Regions from separate parts of the Homo sapiens genome. Here region 2 is linked to region 1. The links are chromatin loops, found by intact Hi-C in ENCODE. Cell type or tissue: IMR-90. All regions are shown on one strand. Links, peaks and the distances in the headings refer to the core of each region. The heading gives the core; the rest is flanking DNA. Region 1 has its middle 4.2 kb from the start of OR51V1. Region 2 has its middle 14 kb from the start of OR52A5.

The links. Peaks named below come from ENCODE experiments on the same cell type or tissue, not always from the same donor. Only the 100,000 strongest peaks of a DNase experiment are listed, where the experiment ranks them.
Region 2: it touches region 1 in a loop (5-fold over the local background); 7 of 110 quality-filtered maps call a loop at or near these places.

Annotation. Positions count from the first base shown.
Region 1 is chr11:5,203,379-5,206,313 of GRCh38, reverse strand. No RefSeq gene overlaps it. Among named protein-coding and RNA genes, the nearest start is that of OR51V1, 4.2 kb to the right of the region's middle. In IMR-90, for the core only: a CTCF peak has its summit at 1,343 (motif pointing left); a DNase peak (open chromatin) is centred at 1,303; H3K27ac peaks cover 468 bases.
Region 2 is chr11:5,122,749-5,125,683 of GRCh38, reverse strand. No RefSeq gene overlaps it. Among named protein-coding and RNA genes, the nearest start is that of OR52A5, 14 kb to the left of the region's middle. In IMR-90, for the core only: a CTCF peak has its summit at 1,436 (motif pointing left); a DNase peak (open chromatin) is centred at 1,403.

The DNA.
Region 1 (2,935 bases), core at 157-2,656:
ATCCTCATAAATTTAACTGTTCATTTTAATATATTTAAGGATGAATTTTTTAAAAAGTTGATTTCATAAAAACGGGAATAGAAAGATGGTTCCATAGGCTGACTGAGAGTGTAGAGGAGGGATGGGAAGGGAAAGAAGTTGATCTTCAGTTAGACTAGAGGAATAAGTTTTAGTGATCTCTCACACTGCATAGTGAACACAGTTAATAATATATTATGTATTTAAATTAAAAATTGCTAAAAAATAAATATTTTATGTTCTCACCACAAAAAAAGTTGGAAGGTGATTCATATGCTAATTAGCTTGATAGACTCTCTCTACAATGTATATATAGATCAAACATCACATTGTATCCCATAACATATTATATATATTATATATTTATATTATATATTATTATTGTATCCATTAATATATGCACTTATTATTTGCCAGGCAAATAAAAAATGTTTTTAAAATATAAATTTATTTGTAACCTCCTTTTACTTTTCTGCTTGGTTTTCTTCTTTCATTCAGTGTTTACCAGTTTCTTATAGTTAATTTTATTTTAAGCTGTCTCACATTTTCTGAAGAAAAGGGAACATATTAAAGCCAACAAAACAAATACACTATCTTGCATGAGATGATTTATGTCATGGTACAATCAAATGCTATAAATCTTATAAAAACTTCTCAAATGGTTAGATGGCTACAGTTGAACAGATGGACCATGTCATATATTTTTTATAATGCTTCTAAGGTATGGCTAATTTTTAAAAAATATTTTAGTAATGATGGGAATATTATTTATAGAAATCTTATAAAATATATAATGAAATATGTAATAAAGTCTAGATAAATGTGTATATACATAATATATATTTATTACATAATATATAATATATAATGTATATTTATATATTACATGCATTATATATTAAATATAATACATTTTATATATTATATATTAAAATATGTAATAATATGTTATTAAATATATACAATAATCTATTACATTTTATGCTTATATAATATATAATAAATATATAGTATATAATAAATATACACTATATATTTGTATCTATATATGTTTATAAAGTCATTCCTCTAATTAGGTCATAACCATTCAGGTAAACTGGAAATTTAAGCCTACTTCAGGTTTGTGGTAAATAGATTCTCTCTGAACTAGCATATTCAGAATCATTAAACAGTCAGTTCTTTGGACAAGTCTTATAGAATGTTCTTACCTCTTCAGCCATCCCAAGACTCTTGAGGGCCTGACCTCGCTTACACTAAAGCAGATCTGCCTTATGCATCACTGAAGTAGGGAGGGAAGAAAGTTTGATGAACTACTTCTGACCCCTAGTGGTGTCCAGAAAAGACCATTAAAGGAATGACCTTTAAAGGATGGACATACAATTTTTTGTCCAAGGCAGGACATGTGTGGGTGTCTTTCAGTAATTATGTTCTAAGAACAGCAAAAACTCCACTGCCTTGGCAAATAGGAATGTTTTAGTTCTATAGAATTATAAAGAAGCTGTCTTTTAAACACAATATACTTTCTCTATGTCTTTGGAACAATGACTATTGGTCATTACCCTATTTTAAAGTAAGCAAGTAATCACACAGGGAATTATTCTGAAAAGACAGAAAAAAAAAAAAAACCAAGAGATTTCTGCATATGTAGGTCAGTTTTAATCAGAGGGCATCAGAAAAGACTCCTGAAAGAATGACCTGGTTATTATAATCACAGATTTGCTTTCCAAGTCAACATTCCAGACAGTGCTCAGAGGGGATACGAAAACCCTTTTATTTCTCCAGACTCAAATTCACTGCTATTTGTCTTCTCTATTTATTTTATTATAGGCATTGTTCTGGTTGCTGGGAACTCAGACTGAGATACCATACACTGACTCTCAGATAGCATAACACAACATGATGTCTTGGAAAACTGTAAATCTTTTTGTTTTTTAAATACAGGTGGAGCATCTGGCACACCTGACATATTGATCTTGTTTTTCTTTAAATCTTCATTTATTTACCTTATCAAAACTATGCTCTTTCATCCTACCTTTCAAAACATATTTTAAAAAATCCTCCAACATGTATTTTGCTCTGGTAATCCCAAAAGGCTGATAGTCTCTATGGTGGCAACATGGATAATACTGTTCCCCATCTAGATGGTCTCATTTCTTCTGTATCTAGTCTGAAGAAGCCTGAATGAAAGTAGATTTTTAAGCTTTGTAGCTAGTCTGAAGCCTTTGTAGTCAGTCTGAAGAAACCTGCATGAAAATAGATTTTTTTTTTCCTTTGGGACAGAGTCTTGCTCTGTCGCCCAGACTGGAGTGCAATGGCGCGATCTCGGCTCACTGCAACTTCCACCTCCCAGGATCAAGCAATTCTCCTGCCTCAGTCTCCCAAGTAACTGGGATTACAGGAGCACACTGCCATGCCCAGCTAATTATTTTTGTGTTTTAGTAGAGACAGGGTTTCACCATTTTGCCCAGGTTGGTCTCCAACTCCTGAGCTCAGCCAATCCACCTGCCTCGGCCTCCCAAAGTGCTAGGATTACAGGCGTGAGCCACCAAGCCTGGCTGAAAGTAGATACTTTTAACACATACCTACATTCACAGAATATTAAATCTTTTGTGATCAATCCCAGATCCTTGACGATATGTCTGAGTCAGGCTGGAAATGAGAGAAATCATGTTTGAAATTGGAGTGTTGTATTCAAGGTCAGCAAGATCCCTGGAGCAGCATCTGTTTTATAAACCATTCAAACTTGGTATATGATGACTCAATTGGTGGCCAAAGGTCAGAAAAGACTAAGTGTACACAGATGATTTTACACACACTTTGATAGGAGTGTTCACATTCATATTATCTTTATATCTCTGTGATTGTCTAGCTCTTATTTCATAGAATAATTAATTAAAAATTATTTGATAAGTGCCCA
Region 2 (2,935 bases), core at 217-2,716, 81 kb after region 1:
ATTGCGGGTGAAGAGAGATAGTTTGACTTCCCCTCTTCTTATTTGGATCCCTTTTGTTTCTTGTTTCTTTTTATTGTCGATTGTTCTGGCTGGGACTTCCAGTACTTTGTTGAATAGGAGTGGTGAGAGTGGGCATCCTTGTCTTGTTCCAGTTCTCAAGGGGAATGCTTCCATTTTTTGCCCGTTTAGTGTGACATTGGGTGTAGGTTTGTAATAGGCAGCTTTTATTATTTTGAGGTATGTGCCTTTAATGCCTAGTTTGTTGAGGACTTTTAACATGAAGGGATGTTGAATTTTACGAAAAGCTTTTCTGTACCTATTGAGATAATCATGTGGTTTTGTTTATAGGTCTGTCTATGTGATGAATTACATTTATTGTTATATGTATGTTGAACCAATCTTGCATCCCAGGAATAAAACCTACTTGATCTTGGTGGATTAGCTTTTTGATGTGCTGCTGGATTTTGCTTGTAGTATTTTGTTGAGGATTTTTGACTCTATGTTCATCAGAGATATTGGCCTAAAGATTTCTTTTTTCCTTGTGTCTCTCCCAGGTTTTGGTATCAGAACAAATCTGGCCTCACAGAATGAGTTAGGGATTAGTCCCTCCTCCTCAACTTTTTGGAATCATTTTAGTAGGATGAGTACTAGCTCTTTTTTTATACTTCTTTGTAGAATTTGGCTGTTTATCTGGTCCAGGGCTTTTACTGGTCGGTAGGTTTTTTTATTAGTGATTCAATTTTGGAACTTGTTATTGGTCTGCTTAAAATTTCAATTTCTTCCTGGCTCAATATTGAGAGGTTGTATGTTTCCAGGAATTAGTCCATTTCGTTTAGGTTCTCTAGTTTGTGTTGTTCTGCATTAATTAATTTTAAATAAGGAAAAACTAAAAGCCAAAACATATATGCATTTTAAATTAAACTCTGTATTAAAGATATTTAAGAGTAGGGAACTTCTTGGGATCAAGAGATTGTTAAAAAAAAAAGCTTGTGATTTACTTTTCTAGGAAGGACTGCTCTAATTTTCTGTCTCTTAAAATAGGACAAAAATCATCTGTGCATAATTGATTTTCCTCCCTTTCTCTTAGCAAGTCTTACTTCTTACAGGCATTACTGTACTCTCAACCCTGTTCTGCCTACCACTTCCAAACACACTTCTTTCTTGGATCACTGAAATGCCTTCTGGAAATCCTTTGATGGTCAAGAGTAAATACAAGGTACAATATTTGTTTTGTTTTCGATTCCCTTTCCTTACCAAGCATACAGTAACGCTGTCCAATTTGTTCAGAGATGAAATGGAGTCTCAATTGATGCATTGCCTTATTTTAGTGTCCTTTTTCTTTGTCAAATAAGTGAGAACGAGATAAACCCTATCTCTGGGGCTCTGAGAGACAGGGATGTGTTTTACTAACAGAAGATGCTTCAACACTGCCATCTCCTGGCCATACTAGATATGCCAGGCCCCCAGGGAATTGAGCAAGCCGCTAACCCTTAGAAATGGCTGGCTTTAAACTTCCATCTTTGCCCTAGGGAAAAAATATCTCTCAGGATTTGAGAAAGGCTAATAAAACTTTGGTAATCAGGGAAAATTATGTTACAAACCACAAATATTACATAGCTGGGACCAGCAGAGAGCAACCTTCCTCTGTGCCAGTCACTTGTCACTGTTGCTCCTGGATATTGAGTAAGTTATAGTTAGGAATGTGTACAGCTCAAGTGGAGGTGAAACAGTACATCCTGAAGTACAAGTACAAGTGCAGCTAATGAATGTAGACTCCAGAAAAAATCCAAATCATAAACATGAAGAGTATATTTTTGTTAGGGTCTCACTTTGAAATTCTATGAACTACAATTAAAGAACAATAATGATAAGTTGAAGAATCTACTTTGGAAGATTGAGATGTTAAGGGCAGTTAGGAGCCTGCTATTGGAGAAGTAATTTAGACCTGCAGATGTTTTACTTGAAAGAGAGAAGGATCATGAGTGTGTAGGGAAGTTGAAACTATCCCTCTGAAGGTTGAAGTCTACGTCTGTTAAAATGAATCGACAAAAGACAAATTAACAGGAAAAAGACATAGAATTTTATTAACATGCATAAGCATGGAGAACTCCAAGGAGAATGATTACCTGATAACTCAATTAAGCACAGATGCTTATATATCCTTCTTTATAGGGGAGGGGAGAGATTGAATGGGACCTGAGAAGAGACAATAGTTTGAGATGAAGTTCATCTGGGCTCCAGGTGTGGTGTTTAATTTTCAGTGTCTTCCTCTGTAATATGAGTTTTAATCTTCTCTGGTTAATGGAATTTCAGGGAAGGGATTGAAGGCAATTGTGTTCCTCTTTAGGGGTCTAGCGTCTAGGTAGATAAGGGAACTTCAGAGAATAACCTCATCCCATGCTTTGGGAAAGACAAAGAAGTGAAAGACAGGAAGGGCTGGGGGATGTCAGAGAAACCTTGCGGTTGCTTCTTTAGTTCAGAATGTTAAAGTGCTATATTTAGGGATATTGGTTTTCTGGGCTCTAACAATGTAATGATCTCCAAAACATTCCAGAGTTTAAATCTGTGGTTATCATGGTGACTAGGGGCCAGGGAAGAACACAGAATAATATTTGGATGTGATGACTTGAGTTATGGAGAAATATTAGAAATGCTTAGCACACCACTTATAAAATTTATGGATCACCTTGATTTAGACCTAGACAACTAATCACTTGCATAACCTCTCTGCTCTCACTTAAAAAAAAATCATTGATGCATAATATCATGTTACCAGCCCTGCAACTGAACCATAGTTATTTGCCAGTGTATCGTTACTGGAAATTGTTAAGTGTCCCAGCCACAGCCATTATATTGCAATCAGAATTTTGTTTTGGATGTTTCTCTATTTCTGCTGCTTCCCAAGGCACTTCCACCTCAACATGTTTGTCAATTA